Linked DNA regions of Homo sapiens: regions 2, 3, 4 and 5 are each linked to region 1. Evidence: chromatin contacts called from ENCODE Hi-C or POLR2A ChIA-PET data. All regions are on one chromosome and are shown on one strand. The core of a region is the stretch at or near the end of the contact, and the rest is flanking DNA. Distances in the headings are between cores, read along the strand shown. Region 1 holds the start of RPL3 (ribosomal protein L3). Region 2 holds the start of RBX1 (ring-box 1). Region 3 holds the start of CSNK1E (casein kinase 1 epsilon). Region 4 holds the start of ST13 (ST13 Hsp70 interacting protein). Region 5 holds the start of ANKRD54 (ankyrin repeat domain 54).

Region 1 (3,992 bases), core at 1,312-3,811:
GCCACTGTGCGCCACTGCACTCCAGCCTGGGCGATAGAGCCAGACTCCGTATCGGAAAAAAAAAAGGGCGGGGGGCAATATGGGTAGGTTATAATCCTTTGTCTGCATCCTGAAATTTTTTTTTTTTTTTTTTTTTGAGATGGAGTTTTGCTTTTCTCACCCAGGCTGGAGTGCAATGGTGCAATCTTGGCTTACTGCAACCTCCATCTCCCAGGTTCAAGCAATTCTCTTGCCTCAGCCTCCCAAGTAGCTGCGATTACAGGCGCCCACCACCACCCCTGGCTAATTTTTGTATTTTTAGTAGAGACGGGGTTTCACCATGTTGGCCAGGCTGGTCTCGAACTCCTGATCTCAGGTGAACCACCCACCTTGGCCTCCCAAAGTGCTGGGATTACAGGCATGAGCCACCACGCCTGGTCTTGTTTTTTTTTTTTTTTTTTTTTTGAGACAGAATCCTGATTGGTCACCCAGGCTGGAGCACAATGGCACGATCTCGGCTCACTGCAACCTCTGCCTCCCGGATTCAAGCAATTCTCCTCCCTCGGCCTCCGGGGTAGCTGGGACTACAGGCGTGCACAACAACTGCTAATTTTTGTATTTTTAGGAGAAACGGGGTTTCACTGTGTTGGCCAGGCTGGTCTCAAGTTCCTGACCTCCAGTGATCCACCCTCCTCAGCCTCCCATAAGTGATGGGATTACAGGTGTGAGCCACCGTGCCTGGCCTGTATCCTGAAATTTTAAAAACCTTCTTAAATTATTTGGCAGCAAAAAGTAAACTGATGCATTTTTTGAGCAGCAAAGTCAGCCTTGAACTGATGTGAGTCTATTTATATTTGTCCCACTCCATGTGAATATTCATGTTTCCTTACGGAATATTGTTTTTCTTTAAAAAGTGCTGTATTACATAATATACAGTATGTGCACCATATTACCTTTCTAAAAATCAAAAAATGCTCAATTTTGAAACATATGTGGCCCCCAGGATTTCTAATAATGGATTGAAGATCTATCACTTATGTCCTTCGGGAATGGTGTGAGGATTGAGATAATTTTTTTTTTTTTGAGCTGGATTGCACTGGCGCAATCTCAGCTCACTGCAAACTCCGTCTCCCGGGTTCAAACGATTCTCCCGCCTCAGCCTCCCAAGTAGCTGGGATTACAGACGCACACCATCGTGCCCCGCTAATTTTTGTATTTTTAATAGAGACGGGGTTTCGCCATGTTGCCCAGGCTGGTTTCGAACTCCTGACCTCAGGTGATCCGCCCGCCTCGGTCTCCCAAAGTGTTGGGATTACAGGCGTGAGCCACCGCGCCTGGCCGAGAGAATGCTTTTCAAACGACGGTGGGAGCAAAGGCCAGGCCCAGAATTAAAGAAGATGACAGGGTGGGACAGAGGAAGCAGGTGATATGAGAGCGTGTGCTCTGGCGCAGCCATGAGGCTGAAGTAGACGGTTAGGGGAGCGTCTTTGGTGGCCGCTGAAGTTGATGCTTAATTCCGAGGAAACAACGAGGCGGCCATGGAAAGTAACGAGATACTTGATTCTTAGAAAGATTTGTAGGGGGCCAGGCGCGGTGGCTCACACCTGTAATCCCAGCACTTTGGGAGGCCGAGGCGGGCGGATCACGAGATCAGGAGTTCAAGACCAGCCTGGCCAACATGGTGAAACACCGTCTCCACTAAAAATACAAAAAAAAAAAAAAAAAAAATTAGCCAGGCATGGTGGCGCATTCCTGTAATCCCAGCTACTCGGGAGGCTGAGGCAGGAGAACTGCTTGAACTGGGAACCGGTAGGCGGAGCTTGCAGTGAGCTGAGATCGCGCCACTGCGACAGAGCGAGACTCCGTCTCAAAAAAGAGATTTGTAAGGGACCAGCCTGGAAGCAGGGAATCGGTCAGGATCCGAGTCACCCTGGAGCCTAGGCAGAGATCAGCGAAAGCCCTCGCTGATGCATAGGTCTGGAAGGCGTGGGGCTCCGGGAGGCTGAGCAGCTGGACTCGGCATGACCAGAGGTCGTGAGGCCGTTCCGCAGGCTTGGGACGCTCCTGACCCTCAGAATCAAGCGCGGGCCACTGCATTAGCATGGGAGAAATGGCAGAGATAGGGCTTGAGGGAGGGATGCCCGAGATTAAAGGTATTAAAGGTAAATTGGTGTCGCCGCAAAACCAGCGTGGGAGCCAGGAAACGAGAGTTTCAGTCTTTCTTCGCTAATTCCAGAGATAGCTGCATATCACAGGAGGAGAAGCGACGCAGCCATTTTTCTTCGTTATTATCAAATTTGGCTGCTGCCGGACGCCGTAGATTTGTGGCTCACCCACCCTTAGCCCACCTCTCCGCGGCTTTTCACTAAGTTTGAACCCGACCCCTCGCCGTAGAGTGTGTAATTTCTGTCTCCGAAGCTGACGTCAACTTCTGAACGAAAGCTAGGAGCGGAAGAGCGTGCGTGGAAATGGCGCTCGGTACGTGCCCCCGACCTGTCGTCTGCCGCGGGGGCGCGCTCGCACGCCGGAAGGGGCGGGGCCAGATTTGGCTTTATATAGCGGACCCGTAAGGCCGACCGGCCTCTACCGGCGGGATTTGATGGCGTGATGGTATGTGTTGTAATGGCGGCCGTTTCATTGTCACCGGCGTCGGCACGGCTGAATCCGCGACGCATCGCCGCCATCCCGTCTTGGCCGGCGCCGGGGGTTTGCTTTAGGGGCACGGGCGACCCAGCGGGGACTTCAGTCTGGCCTATTTTCTGGAAAGTCGAGAGGCTTGTGAAGAGCGCTTGGAGGACTGGCTTTGGGCCTGCAGGTCGGCCAGAGAGAGGCCGTAAGGGTGGGAGCAGGCTTGGAGGCCCGGCGTTTTTAAAGCCATGAGTCATTTCTAAGTTTCGACCTCACCAATTCTATCATTAGTTGGGATTAGGGCCCATAACCTGCTTGTCTGGGTAGAAGGACCTTGGGTGGAGGTTCTCGGCGCCGTTCTCATTGGGAGGTAAAGAAGCTTGGGGGAGGGGAGTGTTGTGGAGTCCTCCTGAATATCTGGGGCCGCTGGTGCACTCCGAAGGCCTCTGGAGCTCGCAGAAACCACAGATGATGAACTTATTGACGGGCGGACAGAAACTGTGTGCTGATTGTCACGTTCTGATTTGGCTCTGCGGAGTTCTTTGGCCTGTGTGTATCAGTGTAATTAGTGTCCGGGCACCGGAGGCAGCCTATAGCTTAACATTGCTAGCTGCTACCCAGCGTTTGTCCCGGGAGTCCCTTTCTTTAGCGGTCAAAACCTTGCTAATTGGCATATAAAGCTGCCTGTTAAGCAGTTTTTAGTGCCACTACTTAGTGTATTTTTGTGTGGTTAGATAAAAAAAATGGGTCGTTTTCTTACAGGTTGAGAGGATTTGAAATAAGATTCAGCTTAAATTTTGTCGAATACAAAAGCATTCTTGACACGTGCGAGCCTGGAAGAGATAATGACCTTTTTATTCGGCTTGCTGGGTGTCTGGTCAGGATTCTTCAGTATTGCTGAGATTTGGAACTTAAGCAGCTGGGAACTAGAGAAGGGGGCACTGCTTTGGTTTGGGTGCTGACGGTGATTTTTTTCCCACCTAGTCTCACAGAAAGTTCTCCGCTCCCAGACATGGGTCCCTCGGCTTCCTGCCTCGGAAGCGCAGCAGCAGGCATCGTGGGAAGGTGAAGAGCTTCCCTAAGGATGACCCGTCCAAGCCGGTCCACCTCACAGCCTTCCTGGGATACAAGGCTGGCATGACTCACATCGTGCGGGAAGTCGACAGGCCGGGATCCAGTATGTACAGACATCCTAAAAGTTGGGGGAATAGGAGTGGAGGGGGAGGGAAATTGTAGAGATGGAGTCAAGCTGTTAGCAGAGGGCAGACTTTTTTTTTTAAGCAGGAGTTACACGTTGTCAGAACTGCTGCGACAGCAGAATGGGAATGCTTAACTTGAAAACTAATATTCCAAGGCTACAGATGGTCAGCACTGTTTGCTTTAGG
Region 2 (4,148 bases), core at 917-3,416, 1.6 Mb before region 1:
AAAAGAGGGAACAGTGCATTCTGCTTGTAACACACACACATACTCTTTAGGACCTCAGGCTGCAGCTGCAGTTATCATCTCTTTGGCCACAGGGAACCACCAAACAAAAGTTTTTGGATATTACGTTAATCTTATTATACCAAAGACAACAGTAGACTACACGTATGTTCTATTCTCCAAAAGGCTGAGTATATGAACACAGAAATTAATGTCATCTTTTAATTTGTTTCCTATAGTTTAAAATAATTTAGTCTGGCCGGGTGCAGTGGCTCACGCCTATAGTCCTAGCATTTTGGGAGGCCGAGGCGGGCCGATCACTGAGGTCAGGAGTTCAAGACCAGCCTGGCCAACATGGCAAAATCCTATCTTTACTAAAAATACAAAAATTAGCCAGGCCTGGTGGCGGGTGTCTATAATACCAGCTGTTTGGGAAGCTGAGGCAGGAGAATCGCTTGAATCTGGGGGACGGAGGTTGCAGTGAGCCAAGATCGTGCCACTGCACTCCAGCCTGGGCGACAGAGTGAGACTCCATCTCAAAAAAAAAAAAAAAAAAAAAAAAAGGGCACAAACTTGAATTTCTGTGCAGGTTTTGGTGGCAGTTGCAGAAGAGCTCAAAATCTGAATAAGTATCTGCTCTACACAGCTCTGGAAGCATGAGCAATGAAGTGAAAGCTAGAGAACAGAATGAACTAAGATAATGACTGGATCATAAAATGGGTAATCATGGGATAAGCTGGATAATTAAATACCCGTGTCAGTACACAGAACAAGGTCATCACTTAAATCTTAGATTACTTCATAACAAATTCTACAATTCACTAGAATTTTGATTCTTACCATAAAATAAACTGATGTTCTCAACTTTTATATGTTTAGACTCTTCTATTAAGATAATAATTCCAGTAAGAGTTTAACAGAATTTCATTCATTCAACTCTGGCTTCCTCAATTACAAATACTCCCAAACCTTCTTCGCTTTCAAACCCCATTCTCAGTGCCTAGTAACTTCTTTACCACTTTTCACATCACAGCTTCAAGGTGGAGGAAAAGCCCCTACTTCTATTATTTTTCAATATGGCTGCTGGCTGTAACTGAGCAGCAGTGGCCACAATGAGACACCAAAAAGCACTAGGACGGGGGATATTGTCAGTGTTTAGCCAGATGTTCTAGGAATATCTTCCCTATTTTAGAATCTCCATTTTGAACAGCTTTCATGTTAGGTGAGAATCGATACTGTTCTCCCAAACTGTGGCAAACCACTAAAAGGCATTTCATGCAAAAAGACACGTTCCATTTTTGCTTTCCCACGCTTACCAAGTCGTTCGCGACTAGTACTCAACCCTCCCTAACTGCCACAGGATTTGGGCTCGGATTTTCTTAACAAGTTCCACCATGCTTTTTATTATTATTTTGGAAGGGGGAGATTCTGGACGTGACAGAGAACCCAAGAGTGGGGTGGTTGTGTGAAAAGCCAACAGACGTCTCAGAAGAGCCAAGCATTACACTCCAGACTCTAACCAGGCAGTGTGAGGCCTCGGTTCAGCGAGGATCCCTCCAAGTGAGAGGACCCCTCCAAGTGAGAGGACCCCAAGCTTCAAAAAGGGGCGGAGCAAGATCACCAAGGGGGGTCCTCAGAGGCCTCTAATGCGGTAGGACCTCAGGTTCCAGGCTCTCGCCGCACTGCCCCATCCTCCACCGCCGCATTCGCTTCGACTCCCCATTCCACCCACCCCACCCCACCCTACCCTGTCCTTCCCCCACCTCTCAACCACTCCAGTGACAGCTCAAGCGCTTGGCTCCCGCCGCCAAGTCGCAACCCCGCGTATCTCAATAAGCAGCTCTGTGATTGGCCCCTTAGCCTCACAGCGAAACCAACACTTCCCCCAACAGTGGGCCGCCGTCACGCCGATCAACTCTAAGACCCGCCCCCCGGCTTCCTTTCGTGGTACCCGGTCCCAGGAACGCCCTGAAATGAAACCCTTTACTCCGCGCCTCGACCATCCTCGGGCCTGCCAGCCAGATCCGCGCCTCTCTAGCTTCCCTGAGGAAGGCGCTGGCGAGACCCAACCTTTTTCACTTCAAAGCGCTTCTTGCCCGCGCCGCTGTTGGTGCCGCTCGGGGTATCCACATCCATCGCTGCCGCCATTTTGGAAACACACGGTCTGTCGTCCGACCACCGCGCCTGCGCAGCAGCGCACACTTCGCTCCCCCCACCTCCCCGGCACCTCCTCCCGCACCCCACCCCTTACTGGCGCGCGAGGCGGAGGTGGGGGCGGAGCACGTGACCACGCCTCTTAAAGGGGCTGTCGCAGGTCGCCCCACCCGCGAACTGTAGGCCGGGGAGGGGGCGGTGGCCGGAGTGGGTGGGGCGGGGCCGGGCGGGGCCGGGCGGGGCCGAGGCTACGTGAGCTAGCCGGGTGGAAACGTTCGAAAGGGCTCGACGTCGCCGCCTCCTCTGGGAAGCCCCCGGCCGCACTCCGTCAGCTGGGGCGGCGGCTGCTTCCTCCGCCTGAGCCAGACCTGCGCCGCAGTCCTGTCCTGCCTGCCGGGCTCGCCGAGTCGCCGCGCGGCTCCCGGTGCTGGCGTGGGTGGGCGCCCGCGGCCTGCCCCGAAACCCAAGAGTCCTCGCTGGTCTTTCGCAGACTCTGACCCGCTTCCGAGCCAGGCCCAAGGTGCAGTCCCCGTGGGAGGGCTGGGGCCCAGGCACCGTCTGGTCTCCGATTTCTGTTCGGGAACTGCTCAGGGATTCGATGGGGAGAGAGGAGACCCCCGAAGTTCCTCCCTAAGGCCACACTGAGCAGGCCCCCAGCCCTGCCTTTACTCGCCCGCCAAGCCTGGGGGGTGGCCTCTGCGCCCACATAGTCGCAGTCCTAGGACCGCCTTTGGTCGTGGTGCACGGTTTCACCGTAACGTGTGTCAGTCCCCACTCCGCATTCCTCAGTTGTCATCTTTGTAGGGTGATTTCTCCCCGATCTGTGTCCTTTTTCCGCTGCTTGTGCTGTAGTGAAACCGACCCATCTGCAGTCGCTGTATTTCTTGAATTTTTGTGAGGCATTCTTTTTTAACTCTTGTTGCCCAGGCTGGAGTGTAATGGCGCGATTTCGGCCCACTGCAACCTCCGCCTCCAGGATTCAAGCGATTCTCCTGCCTCAGCCTCCCGAGTAGCTGAGATTACAGGCGCCCGCCACCACGCCCGGCTAATTTTTTGTATTTTTAGTAGAAACGGGGTTTCACCACGTTAGCCAGGCTGGTCCCGAACTCCTGACCTCAGGTGATCCGCCTGCCTCGGCCTCCCAAAGTGCTAGAGCCGCTTTTTTTTTTTTTCTTTTTTAATTTTTTTAAAAAATAGAGACAAGGTCTCACTATGTTGCCTAGGCTGGTCTCGAACTCCTGGGCCCAAGTGATCCTCCCACTTCGGCCTCCCAAAGTGCTGGGATCACAGGAGTGAGCCATCCCACCCGACCCAAGCACCTGTACTTTGTCACTCTCCCATTTCTGGCTAGACCAGGACTCCCTTTGACATCTCTAACCTTGCAGAGGTGTGACTCTGCCAGAGCACTCTTAGATGTCGTACAGGTGCATTTGAAGCCTTGTATTTTCTCTTAAAAGATAACTGGCGGGTAATGGAGCGTGCTGACTCTATTGCTAAAGAGAAAGAATAGGCTGGGCGCGGTGGCTCACGCCTGGGAGCCACTTTGGGAGGCCGAGGCAGGTGGATTACCTGAGGTCAGGAGTTTGAGACCAGCCTGGCCAACATGACGAAACCCCGTCCCTACTAAAAATACAAAAATTAGCTGGGTGTGGTGGCACGCGCCTGTAGTCCCAGCTACTCAGGAGGCTGAGGCAGGAGAATCTCTTGAACCCGGGAGGTGGAGGTGGCAGTGAGCCGAGATCGAGCCACTCTACTCCAGCCTGGGTGACAGAGCGAGACTCCGTTCCCCCCCAAAAAAAATAATAAAAGAGAAAGAACTGAGATTTGTTTGTTAGTTATAAACAGCAACAACAGATCCGGGAAAAGACCACCACAGCTTTATCCAGACTTGGAAAGAAAAATTGTGTGAGACCTTAAAGGGCTACAAGAACCCTACAAAGTTTTTCTTAGCCCAAGTTTTAATGACTTTGTTAAAATTTCTGTTGTTAATTTGTTGT
Region 3 (4,047 bases), core at 491-2,990, 1.0 Mb after region 1:
ATATGAAATCTTCCAGTTTTAAAACTTTGGGGAGTGGCCAGGCATGGTGGCTCACGCCTATAATCCCAGCAGTTTGGGAGGCCGAGGCAGGCGGATCACTTGAGGTCAGGAGTTCCAGCCCAGCCTGGCCAACCCCGTCTCTACTAAAAATACTGTGTGGTCCTGGGCAAAAATTAGCCAGGTGTGGTGGTGCACATCTGTAATTCCAGCTATTCAGGAGGGAGGCTGAGGCTGGAGAATCACTTGAACCCAGGAGGCAGAGGTTGCAGTGAGCCGATATTGAGCCACTGCACTCCAGCCTGAGCCACACAGCGAGACTCTATCTCAAAACCAACAAAAACAAAAAGCAAAAAAAAAAAAAAAAACTTTGGGGATTAATTAACAAAACAACAACAGAAAGCACCGCGCAGGCCAAGTAAAGCCCACCACCTGGCTGGTGACCCCCTGCTCTGGCAAAGGTGTCACTGAAGGCAGGCCCTCCTGGGAGGAGGCTTCTCACTCTCCTGCTCTTGGAAATGGGCTCTAGATAGACCCAGTTTCCTGGTGATCGCTGGGAGAACAGAGCTGTCCTGTTGGGCTTTGTGGTCCTGGGCAAAGCCCTTCCCCTCTCTGGGCCAGTTTCCTGGCCGGCGAAAGGACTTAGTCTGTGGGGCTCCTGCCCGTTTGGACACGTGTGTGACTCAGTCCCTCAGCCTCGAGGAGGGAAGATACGGCTATTATAGAAGTGACTCCTCCCAGGAACTGTGCTTCCGGGATTGGACGCAGGGCCTCAGGCATTTTGCGTGTCCACAGTCACAACTGTGTGAATATAGGTGTGTCATAATTGGAAGCTTTGCATGGCTCAGTGTAAATATCATCACTTTAATGACTTTGTTCTGCAACCTTTCATCGCGGCTCTGCATGCCGGTAGAAGCTTTTATTAATTCTGTGACCTGGGGAGGACAGGGTCCTTCCTCCCATTTGCTGTTTAAGGAAACCCAAGCTCAGAGCTGGGAGGTGGCTTGGCTAAACGTGCACCACTCGGAGCCCAGACTCAAGTGTCGGTGCTTTGGTACTTGTGGCACCCCTCCTTCAACAGGGGAGAATGAGGTTGGGATCTGAGGGGTCCTCTCTGTGCCCATCACAGTTTGAGCTTCAGGGAAAAGAAGAAGAGGTCTTTGCCCTTCGTTTTTCCACGGGAGGAGAATGTATGAGCCCAGGCTACCTTTCTGGGCCTTGTGTCGACATCCCTAGCTGTCTCCTCAAATCTCTTGCCCTGAATCAACCTGGCCTGTGTTCTCTGCGGCACTCGGAACCTGGAGGCGGACTGAGCCTCCAGCAGTCTAACATCTTTTGCAGTGTCGTGAATAGCCGCCTGTTTTCGCAGGGGCCCAGTGCTCTGCCTGGAGAGGAGAGAGATCCTGGCAGGCGGGGAGAGGAGACTTTGGGTCTAGACCCTCCCCTCCCATCCCCTCACCTCCGCTTTTTGTGCGCCCTCCTCTTCCCTCTGTCCCCCCCGCACCCCGTCTTTTCCACCTGTGCCCTGGACTGCATTAGGGTGTCAGTATCTGTGTGCTCCCCCACCCCCACGCGTAAGCCCGCGCGCCTGCACTGAGGCTGGGGAACTGCGTCTCGCAGCTGCGGCCCCCAGCGCGGAGGGCGCGGGCCCTTTAAATCCTCCGGGGCGGCGGCGGCGGGCCGGGGATGACATCAGCGGGCGGGCCCGGGGCTCAATGGGAGCCGGCGGGCGCGCGCGGTGCGAGAGCGCGCGAGCCGGCGGCGGGGGCGGGCGGGCGGGCAGGAGGCCGGGAGGAGGGAGGCGGCGGCGGCGGCGGCGGCGGCGGCGAGAGCCCAGAGCCAGAGCCCGGCCGGGGCCGAGCGGAGCGCGGCGGCGGCGGCGGCGGCGGCGGCTGGGCCGGGAGAGGCTGGCGCGCCGGGCGGCTCCGCGAATCCTCCGGCATCCGCCCCGGCGGGCCGCCCCCGCCCGCGGCAGCCCCCCGAGCAGTGGCCCGGCATCGGCGCCTTCCCGGCGGGGTAAATATCGGGGGGCCGCGGGCCCGCGGAAGGGTGCAAACCTGGGGGGAATCGGGCTCCCTCAGCCTCTTTGTTTTTGCTGGAGAGGGAGGGAAGGGAGGGCAGACACACGCGCGTTCGCGCTGGGGTGTAGGGGGGGCAGCCCGGGCGCCGCCCGCTCGGCCCGGCGAGGACAAAGGCGCGGCTGGGGACGAGGAGGAGGGGGCCTGTTATTTTGCAGGCTCGCGGGGGAGGCCCCCCGGCCGGCCTGCCTCCGCTTCCCCCCGCTGGGCCCTCCGAGGCCCCGGCCGGCCAGGCGGCCACCCCGGCTGTGATTTGGGGACGCTGAGGGAGGGGGCTTGGGGTGCTGGGCGCCGGATACTGTTGATTCGGGCCCGCGTAGCGTTTCATCGGACAATCACCGGCGCCCCCTGCTCTCCCGGCCCCGGCGCCCGGACCTGGGGGTTCGCAAGGCTGCGCCCGCTCGTTGGATGACGGGCGTTTGGGGGTCCTAAGGTGAAGAGGTGTGTGGTCACCAGGCCACTGATTTGTTTTTCTTTGTGGAGAGAAAGAAAGGGGTGGGGGTTATTTGTCGGATCGGATTCTCCCATTTTTGTGTGAGAGATTGATGTCTTGCAAGTCTCTAAGGAACGCAAAACAGTGTCTGGGTGTCGTTAGAGGATTCCCAAGCTCTTGTTAATACCCTAACTCGAAGTGGGGTGAGCCCCCTCCCCAACTTTTCCCTTAGTTTTCTTGCATATTTTCTTCCTGGCATAGCCTCCTTCCTGGAGAAGGATTTGGAGAGAGGAGAAGGGGACACAAGTGTCTCAAGTTGCTTCCAAGCAATGCCTGTGTTTGGGTCTCCTTTGCCTTCGTTTCTATGATGTCCCTTCAATTTTTATTTTAATCGTCCGAGGGACAAGGGCCCCGGCTCAGGGGTAGGCGATGGTGTTCGGGGAGTAAGAAGCACTGCCCGTGTGCCATGCTGGTTGGTAGTTTGTCTAATTTTTTTAACCTGCTGAAACTCTTGAACCTTTATATCCACTTTTCCCCCCACTTTGTTTATCTCCCCCCCTCCCCCATGGGAGAAGCAGCAAAAGAACTGAAAAGCCTCTCCATTCCTGAATGAAGCTTTTCTGCTCTCCTCTGGGAGGCTTTTTGGGTATTGGTGCCGGGACAGTCTAGGCTCCCCCAGGGACCTTGGACCCCTGGGGTGTTGGGGAGCGACTGGGGGTCTGGGTGGCTGGCACATAGCAGTCAGGGGGTCCTGAAGGGCTTGCCCCTTCCCGCTCTCGTTCTCTGCAGACAGCCGGTGAGTGGGGAGAGACTGGGGGGTCATGTGCAGTATATTTATGTAAGACACCCAGACAGAGGGCACGGGTATTTATATAACCCGGCGTGGGTATTTATGTAATATAGGATGCGGGTATATTTATGTTCCTTTCCTAACCTGCGGGTTTCCTGGCTGCCATGTGTGGTCTCTGAATTGGTGTTGGCAGAAAGTGGACTGAGGTGTTGGGGGGGGGTTGCGTGCACACCCCCCCTTACCCCCCAACAGGGCTCACTGTGTGTGCCTGCTTTTCTTTCTTCCGTTGGAGTGTACACACTCGGGAAGCTGGACGTGTGTGTACGTGGGATGTGTGGCGTGTGGGTTTCCTGCAAACGTGGACTGTGTTCCCCTGGCAGCGTGGCACCTCAGCTGAGACAGGCCAAGCATATGGGCAGCGGCCCTTGATTGAGAGCCCAGAGTTTGGCCAGCTCTGGTGGAGGTCCCTGCCTCGTGGTTATTGGTGGAGGGCTGGTGAGCTCCTTGGGAGCCAGGTGCCGGGGTTCCCTGTCTCTCCTGGGATCTGCCCACTGTCCCTGGAATCCATCTCCCTCCCAGGCTGGCCTGGTTGTTGGGGGCAGCACTTGGCACGGGCAAGGGGCTGATCTTCTGTGCCAGCACAGCTGCTCTGCAGTCTTCCTGTTTTGCCCTGTTTGTGAGTGTGGGAGACCACCAGGTGGGACAGCCGGAGCCCTGTCCTCGGCGAGGCTGTACCATCTGCAGGGTGG
Region 4 (3,869 bases), core at 98-2,597, 1.5 Mb before region 1:
GATGTAATTAACATTCCATTTTAAATGAATTCAAGTATATCAACATAAACATATGCCAAGACATAGCTTTGATGTCAAATACCATACGTTCTGGTTCACACATTGTTCATATATTGACCCAAAAAACTGAAATACGATCCAATGGCAGATCCGCCTGCAAGGAAGGTGATTCAGTTTTCACTGATTAAGCTTTATGTTCATCAGATTAATTGCTCGCAATAGAGGACACCCTACAAAAAATTATTCTCCTTATCCTTCGTCTTGTCTTTGCAAACAGGACTTTCAGACACAGAACGCCCCAGAAGTATTTCGAAACAGTTACCTCTCCTAAGAGGAGCTGCTGAAAGAATTTGTTACTAAACATGCTTCGTGTATATTCTGGAGCAAGCTCTCACGCCTAACAGAAACAAGAGCTACTTGATGTGAGACACTTTGTCACTTAAGTGTGATAATTGCCACAACTTCGGAGTCCGAGTAACTTGGAAGACAGCCCCTCTGGGGGATGGCACACTTTTCTCTCTGCAGTCATTTCGGCTTCACAAAATACCTCAACGGTAGAGAACACACTGGGCCCACCCCTTTCCAGGAGCAGCCGGTATAGAAGAAATCCGCGGAGCACAGAGGGTTGGGGAGCGGAGGCCCCACCAGGAGAAGGGTCAGCCGAACCAGGGATCGCCTGAGACCAACTTGGGTCCCTCCAGGGGACACCATGGGAGGAGACCGTGGGAGAAGAGTCTAACCTGAGAGGCCGCGGACGTTTGCTACAGCGGGAACCAGCTTGGGGGCTGAGAGCAGCCAAGGCATTACGGCCTAACTCACGCGTCGGGAAGAGAAAGAGGGTAACGACGGGGAACGCAACCGCCTGCAGGGCCGCGTCGCCAGGAAACCGGGCCAGCCGCACCTCCCCTTCCGGCGGAGGCGGCTCGCGGGCCTTCCTTGCGCGGCGGCGCAGGTTGTGACGTCATGCCCCGAGCTGGGACCGACCCTCCGGCTCCACGCCCTTTTTTTTTTTTTTTTTTAGGTCCCGGGCGTTGAGCTCTACTCAGTGCACGCAGCCACACAATATGCTCTTGGACGTCGCCCCCTGGAGGGGATGTTATCTCCCGCCTCCTTGAAGTCGCCCATTTCTGGGGTTGCCCCATCCAGGGAGCTGGTTCCTAGTTAAGAATATGAGAATGTATGCGCAGGGAGGCAGGCAACAGCACGAACAGCCACGCTTCTAGAAGATTCTAGGGAGCGCGCAGGAGCAGCGCAGAGGGAGTAGGAATGAGCAGGCGGAGGACCCGAGGTCACGAGACCGTTGGGTGGGAGGAGCCAGCGGCCGGGGAGGTTCTAGTCTGTTCTGTCTTGCGGCAGCCGCCCCCTTCTGCGCGGTCACGCCGAGCCAGCGCCTGGGCCTGGAACCGGGCCGTAGCCCCCCCAGTTTCGCCCACCACCTCCCTACCATGGACCCCCGCAAAGTGAACGAGCTTCGGGCCTTTGTGAAAATGTGTAAGCAGGATCCGAGCGTTCTGCACACCGAGGAAATGCGCTTCCTGAGGGAGTGGGTGGAGAGGTGAGACCCAGGCCTGAGGACCGTTGGGGGCGGGGGAAGCACGGCCCCAGGGGGGAGCCAGGCTGGACCTGGCTCGGTCCGGCGGGCGAGGCGGGGTCGCTGCCCCTTCTTTGCCCGGGAAAGGGAGGCAACTTCGAGGGGTCATGGAAGATCGCGAGCCTTGGGTAGTACAGGAGCCGCGGGGAGCAGGAGGCAGAGCTGGGTTCCTCGCACCCTGAGGTTGCCCAGGGGTGTATCTTGGGCGAAATACAAAAACAGGACTGCGGATGCGTGGACACTGGAGACGCGAGGAGTGAAAACTGCAAGACTTAGATTTTGCGTGGGGTTGTTTTTCTTTCAGTCTTGTGTGCCCTGCTCAGGTCTCATTGGTACATAGCAGTTCCTTTACGCACTATTCCTTTACGTCGTGTTATAATAATATAACACTAGTAAGTTAAAAGTTACAAAACTAGTAAGAATAAAAATGATAACTGTAAAAATGATTGTTTTTACCTTACAGCGTTTGTAGCTGCGTAGGATTAATTATCTTGAGAATCACTTATTATACCTCCGTTACTTGGCAGTGTTATCACTCCAAACACGTCTGAGAAAAATAATTTCTTAAGGCCTGGCATGTTTCCAGGATATAATCTTGTTGTCTTTAACTGTAGAGTACTTCGCTACGTGCAAGGAGTTAATTGACAAGGCATTGTGCCTGGTGCTAGGAAACAGTATAAGTACTGTCTATTTAGACGAATAAATAGAAAAGTTCGTTTTGATATTTACTATATAATAGTAATTAGCATTTTATGTGTTGAAGGAGCACCGAAGAGAAAAAGTGACAGGGAAGTCTTCCCTAAGATGACTTTTTAAAAAATTATTACTAATGGGGAACTGAAAAGATGACATACAAATTGCACTAAACAGGGATAAATAGCAACTATGCAGACCATTGCGACTCCTAAGAGGTGCTGCTGTGAACGTTATGTGTTTAGTGACTTTTGTCTTTTAGAGACAGGGTTTGGCTGTATTGTCCAGGCCGCATACAGTGGCGGGATCACTGCAGCCTCCAATTCCTGGGCACAAGCGATCCTCCTGCATCAGTCTCCCAGGTGGCTAGCAGTGCGGGATCGAGCCACCATACTTGGCTAATTTAATTTTTTTGTAGAGATGGGGGTCCCATTAAGTTGCCCAGGCTTGTCTTGAACTCCTGGCCTCAAGGGACTCCCCCGCCTCCCAAAGTGGTGGTATTACAGGCGTGAGCCACTTCACCCAGCGTGATATTTTTGTGTGGGAAGATGAGCTCATGATTACCAAATAGCTCAAAGAATATTTCTTAACAACAATCTGGTTCTAAGGAAAAAACTCGTTACAATCTGTCAGCGTTGTATGTTGTATTTTTTTCCTCTAAGAAGTTTTTCAATTTTTAGCTCCCCACCAATTGTCTAACTACTGGAAGACTTACTTATATGTGAAATTCTGAGACCATTTAATATTACTATGTTAATAGTAACTTTATGAATATTGGTAAGAAGTCTATTTTGCAAACTCCTCAACCGGGAAATGTCAGGATTAGGAATTGAGGGCTAGGTTTTAGTCGTTTTCTCTATTGAACAGCTTGATGATCCAAAAGCCTTAAGATATTTGTATGCTTTTATCCTAATTATAGGAAAGAACCTGCAGTTAATAAATTCTTTCTAAAATTCCAGGTAACGTAGACAAGTATCACAGGAAGAAAATAGCCGGCTCCAAGAGCTGGCTCCACTTTACATTAAGTGGATACAATGTTTTTGTTTCATTCTTACTAGTGAGGAAGAGGAGACACAGAAGAACAAATTAAAAGCATGTGTAAGAACAGTGTCCTCCTGACTTGTGCTGGAGTGATTGTGCCTATGTAGAGAATTCCACTTTAAGGTTTGCAAAATATTTGTCAGGCACTACTATCTCCCAAACAAAAACAAGAAATAGTCATATACCTTATTTTAACATAGGTAATTCCAGTTTTTCTTTCTGATTCCACTTACATTCTTTAGCCATCCTGAGTTGGCTGAAGTATGGGGTGAAGCATCATGGCATATGTAGGGACTTTATTCTGAACTTAAATTGAGATATTTAATATAGAAGCTTTTTCTCTTTATTTCTGTATTTAAACTAAGATTTTTATAAACTCTGAGGCCTTTGCGTTTGTGTCAGTTTCTCTCTCTGCCTTCATCAGTCTGCAGTTCGAGATTGTGGCAGATGGGGCTGAATGTGGAGACTTCTAGGTCCAGACGTCTTCCTAGGCCTGATGCTACTGTTAGGGTTACTCAAGTTGAAAACATGTGTTTCTCACAGG
Region 5 (4,093 bases), core at 966-3,465, 1.5 Mb after region 1:
AGGATCCCTTGAGGCGAGGAGTTCAAGACCAGCCTGAACAAAAAAGTGAGACCATGTCTACAAAAAATCAAAAAAATAATTAGCCAGGCACGGTGGTACACATCTGTGGCCCCAGCTACTCAGGAGGCTGAGGTGGGAGGAAAGCTTGAGTGCAGTGAGCTGTGATCACACCACTGCACTCCAGCCTGAGTGACAGTGAGAGATCCTGTCTCAGCACTGTATCCATTATGGGGCAGACGAGGAGAGTACAAATAAACATAGCATTTTTTTCCATATAGTACAATGATAAACCTCACAATGGCGACTGCAAACACTGAAAATTCTGGAAGTGCTTTTCCAATTGTAAGAGAAAGATTACTTTTTTTTTTCTTTTTGAGATGGAGTCTTTCTCTGTCGCCCAGACTGGAGTGCAGTGGTGCGATCTCGGCTCACCGCAAGCTCTGCCTCCTGGGTTCACGCCATTCTCCTGCCTCAGCCTCCTGAGTAGCTGGGACTAAAGGTGCCCACCACCACACCAGGCTAATTTTTTTGTATTTTTAGTAGAGACGGGGTTTCACCATGTTAGCCAGAATGGTCTCAATCTCCTGACCTCGTGATCTGCCTGCCTCAGCCTCCCAAAATGCTGGGATTACAGGCGTGAGCCACAGCGCCAGGCCTTTTTTTTGTTTTTGTTTCTTTCTGAGATGGAGTCTCGCTCTGTCACCCAGGCTGGAGTGCCATGGTGCGATCTCAGCTCACCGCAACCTCTGCCTCCCAGGTTCAAGCTACTCTCCTGCCTCAGTGTCCTGAATAGCTGGGATTACAGGCGTGCGCCACCACACCCAGCTAATTTTTGTATTTTTAGTAGAAACGAGGTTTCATCATGTTGGCCAGGCTTGTCTTGAACTCCCGACCTTGTCATCTGCCCATTTTGGCCTCCCAAAGTGCTGGGATTACAGGCGTGACCCACCGTGCGGAAAGATTACATTTTAACTGGGTTGAGTGGGAGGGTTTATATATGGAAAGAACTTTTGCCAGGACACAAGACCTGGTCCGGTGAGAGCTGGGCAACTGTGAATGAGTCTCTTCCCTCTGCTTTTCAACTCCTCACCTATAAAATAGGGATGGTCCTTCTTGTCTACTTTATAGAAGTGCTTGTGGGGTACGGGATTGTGAGAAGTTTTATGAAAACGTGCACCCATGAAATGTTGCTTGAGGAACACTTATTTGTTTCCTGGTCTTCTCCCATTGGATTGTGAGCATCTCAGGGGCACCAAGTCTGATCCTGTGTCCAGGACCTAGCAGTTACCTGGCTCAGTGACTGGCTGTCGAACTAAACTATTGCTCTAATGTAATCACTTTGTATTACAAATCTTTGTAGATCAGTCATCTACGTCGGGGTTACCTAGAGAACTCTGACTAAAGGAAATCCATTGCATTTAGACACTATTACTCACAGTTTGTAGTGGTATCTCCAAATTTCAACACATTTTCCCTTTCCCACGTACATTATGCATTTGTGGGAAGTTCTTTTTTTTTTTTTTTTTTGCGTTCATTGATTTACAACATCTATATCTACATGGATGGCGTGGCTTCTTCATTTTCCTTTGTGAGTGCCTGCAAATCATCTTAATCTGATTTGCTAAGGTATCTGCTTGTTTTCTCATTAGACTGGGAAATGGAGAGGAAAAAGAAAAAAAAAGGCCGGGCGCGGTGGCTCACGCCTGTAATCCCAGCACTTTGGGAGGCCGAGGCCGGCACATCTCGAGATCAAGAGATCGAGACCATCCTGGCCAACATGGTGAAACCCCGTCTCTACTAAAAATACAAAAATTAGCTGGGCGTGGTGGCGCGCGCCTGTAGTCCCAGCTACTCGGGAGGCTGAGGCAGGAGAATTGCTTCAAGGAGGCGGAGGTTGCAGTGAGCCGAGATCGCGAGCCTGGCGGCAGAGCGAGACTCCGTCGCAAAAAAAAAGCGTCTGAAATGCTGTTTTACTGGCTCCGGTAGCGACGTACAGCGAAAGCCAAGGTCACTTCAAGTTTGTAATTGGTTACAATGTCTGTCAGTCACGTTGCCGGAAACCCTGTCCAATTATCCTGCTTGTACTGTGCCCTCCCTTTCCGATTGGTTTTGGGACCGGTTTAAGCTGGAAGGGTAGTCATTGGTTCGCCGCTCTGTCTCGGCCTGAGCCCGCCCCCGCTCGGTTGCCGTGGTTGCGGGCCCTGCCCGCCCGCCAGCTCGCTGACAGCACGACTCAGGGCGGAGGGAAGTAGGTCCGTTGGTCGGTCGGGAACGAGGCTCAGGCGGCCAGGCCCGCGCGGAGCCGTTGCCATGGCAGCCGCCGCCGGGGACGCGGACGACGAGCCGCGCTCAGGCCACTCGAGCTCGGAGGGCGAGTGCGCGGTGGCGCCGGAGCCGCTGACTGACGCTGAGGGCCTCTTCTCCTTCGCTGACTTCGGGTCTGCGCTGGGCGGCGGCGGCGCGGGCCTCTCGGGCCGGGCGTCCGGCGGGGCCCAGTCGCCGCTGCGCTACTTGCACGTCCTGTGGCAGCAGGATGCGGAGCCGCGCGACGAGCTGCGCTGCAAGATACCCGCTGGCCGGCTGAGGCGCGCTGCCAGGCCCCACCGGCGGCTCGGGCCCACGGGCAAGGAGGTGCACGGTGAGCGGCGCGAGCGGCGCGGGGGCCCGGGGCGGGGCAGCCCGGGCGAGGGGCGGGGCCTCAGAGGACCAGTGGCCGCGCTTTGGTCGCCCCCGACCCTCAGCCGGGGTCCCCCGACGTCTGCGCTGAGGGCCACACTGACCCTTGAGTCTCCTTTCAGTAACGATGGTGATGATGGTTTTTTTAGAAAGTCTTCCTGCTCTGAGCCAGTCACCCCAGTCTTCTCTCACTGGGTAATTTCTGAATGGAAACTTCCCATGACTCGGAACGCTTATTGGTGAATAATAAAATGAGGTACTGGGGAACACTTTTATTATCATGGAGAGGGGAGGCCAGAGCCTGCAGCCAAGTCGTACCAGCTTGTTTAAATGCACGGACTTGGACTCCTTTACCACAGTTAGACCTTAGGGCAAATGATAGACCCTTTCAACCTTAGTTTTCTTTTTAAATTTTTTTATTTTTATTTATTTATTATTATTATCTTTTTGGAGACGGAGTCTCGCTCTGTTGCCCAGGCTGGAGTGCAGTGGCGCCATCTTGGTTCACTGCAACCTCCGCCCCCCGGGTTCAAGCGATTCTCCTGCCTCAGCCTCCCGAGTAGCTGGGGTTACAGGCGCCCACTACCAAGCCCGGCTAATTATTGTAATTTTAGTAAAGATGGGGTTTCACCATGTTTGCCAGGCTGGTCTCGAACTTCTGATCTCAGGTGATCCACCCACCTCGGCCTCCCAAAGTACTGGCATAACAGGCATGAGCCACTGGCCCGGCCTCAGCCCTAGTTTTCTCATCTGTAAAATGGGATGAGTTAAGTAAGGTAATGGATGTTTAGCTGTTATGCTGCCTTTGCTGTGCCCCAAACACTGCTGATACATGATCATCTGTCCTCACAAGAACTCTTTGAGACATAGAAATTGTTCCCACTTTACTGAAGAGGAAACTGAGGCTCAGAGAAATTGTCTTATTCCAGGTCACATAGCAAGTGGCTGTTGCTGGTATTAGAATCCGGGTCAGCCCGACTCAAACTTCTCCTCTGGTATATCTACCATATTGTCTTCTACAATGCATGGGTGACATGGAAACCCAGGCACTGAGAGATTAAGAATGGGGACTTTGGGGATTTCTTCCAGGACTGGCTATGACTCTAGCCATATTTTAGTGATGTCACGAAGATGAAATAAGAATTTGGAAGCGTTGTATTGACCATAAAGTGCTGTATGAAAGCAAGGAATTGTCATGTATCTGAATTGCAATTTTTGACCATATCTCCGATGACAAAGACATTGCTTTCCATTAGCCATTGGAGGGGGAAAATCTGCTTAGGAAATACCAAATTTAGGCAAATCATTTGGGAACGACCTGCTTTGAAGGAGAATATAAGATTATCTGTGTAACCAGCTCACAAAGAGCTTCTGTGTAAATCATTTGCAATAACTCGGGGCTGGCAGAACAACTCAG

Evidence for each region. A loop is a pair of places that touch in the nucleus more often than their neighbours do. ChIA-PET counts read pairs that join two places held with the same protein, here RNA polymerase II (POLR2A). Pooled maps may share reads with other maps.
Region 2: a loop to region 1 is called in a pooled map, with 19 times the contacts of the local background. The contact joins the promoter of RBX1 here to the promoter of RPL3 in region 1. A Hi-C loop is called at or near these places in 2 of 37 single-sample maps with no recorded cell type and 9 of 50 pooled maps. POLR2A ChIA-PET finds 5 or more read pairs at or near these places in 1 of 52 experiments (BJ).
Region 3: a loop to region 1 is called in a pooled map, with 8 times the contacts of the local background. The contact joins the promoter of CSNK1E here to the promoter of RPL3 in region 1. A Hi-C loop is called at or near these places in 5 of 50 pooled maps. POLR2A ChIA-PET finds 5 or more read pairs at or near these places in 2 of 52 experiments (MCF 10A and WTC11).
Region 4: a loop to region 1 is called in a pooled map, with 12 times the contacts of the local background. The contact joins the promoter of ST13 here to the promoter of RPL3 in region 1. A Hi-C loop is called at or near these places in 8 of 50 pooled maps. POLR2A ChIA-PET finds 5 or more read pairs at or near these places in 3 of 52 experiments (CD4-positive, alpha-beta T cell, MCF 10A and naive thymus-derived CD8-positive, alpha-beta T cell).
Region 5: a loop to region 1 is called in a pooled map, with 14 times the contacts of the local background. The contact joins the promoter of ANKRD54 here to the promoter of RPL3 in region 1. A Hi-C loop is called at or near these places in 6 of 50 pooled maps. POLR2A ChIA-PET finds 5 or more read pairs at or near these places in 3 of 52 experiments (CD4-positive, alpha-beta T cell, PC-9 and activated B cell).

Annotation. Positions count from the first base shown.
Region 1 is chr22:39,318,192-39,322,183 of GRCh38, reverse strand. It overlaps RPL3 (ribosomal protein L3), which reads left to right and starts at 2,561. Exons shown (of 10, transcript NM_000967.4): 1 at 2,561-2,589; 2 at 3,592-3,784. The coding sequence starts at 2,587. It overlaps SNORD43 (small nucleolar RNA, C/D box 43), which reads left to right and starts at 3,071; the gene lies at 3,071-3,132. RefSeq lists enhancers at 904-1,792, 1,957-2,376, 1,793-2,682, 2,767-2,816, 2,683-3,572.
Region 2 is chr22:40,949,396-40,953,543 of GRCh38, reverse strand. RBX1 (ring-box 1) reads right to left here and starts at 2,166. Exons shown (of 5, transcript NM_014248.4): 1 at 2,068-2,166. The coding sequence starts at 2,145. RefSeq lists enhancers at 846-1,434, 1,890-2,099, 2,614-3,204 and a silencer at 2,150-2,729.
Region 3 is chr22:38,315,126-38,319,172 of GRCh38, reverse strand. It overlaps CSNK1E (casein kinase 1 epsilon), which reads left to right and starts at 1,740. Exons shown (of 11, transcript NM_152221.3): 1 at 1,740-2,013. The region is part of intron 5 of TPTEP2-CSNK1E (TPTEP2-CSNK1E readthrough); the gene reads left to right. RefSeq lists an enhancer at 1-300 and a silencer at 2,023-2,412.
Region 4 is chr22:40,854,117-40,857,985 of GRCh38, reverse strand. ST13 (ST13 Hsp70 interacting protein) reads left to right here and starts at 1,347. Exons shown (of 12, transcript NM_003932.5): 1 at 1,347-1,555. The coding sequence starts at 1,446. It overlaps XPNPEP3 (X-prolyl aminopeptidase 3), which reads right to left and starts at 838. Exons shown (of 10, transcript NM_022098.4): 1 at 741-838. The coding sequence starts at 804. RefSeq lists enhancers at 533-992, 1,003-1,222, 850-1,619.
Region 5 is chr22:37,842,456-37,846,548 of GRCh38, reverse strand. It overlaps ANKRD54 (ankyrin repeat domain 54), which reads left to right and starts at 2,215. Exons shown (of 8, transcript NM_138797.4): 1 at 2,215-2,638. The coding sequence starts at 2,311. MIR658 (microRNA 658) reads left to right here and starts at 2,178; the gene lies at 2,178-2,277. RefSeq lists a silencer at 2,045-2,744.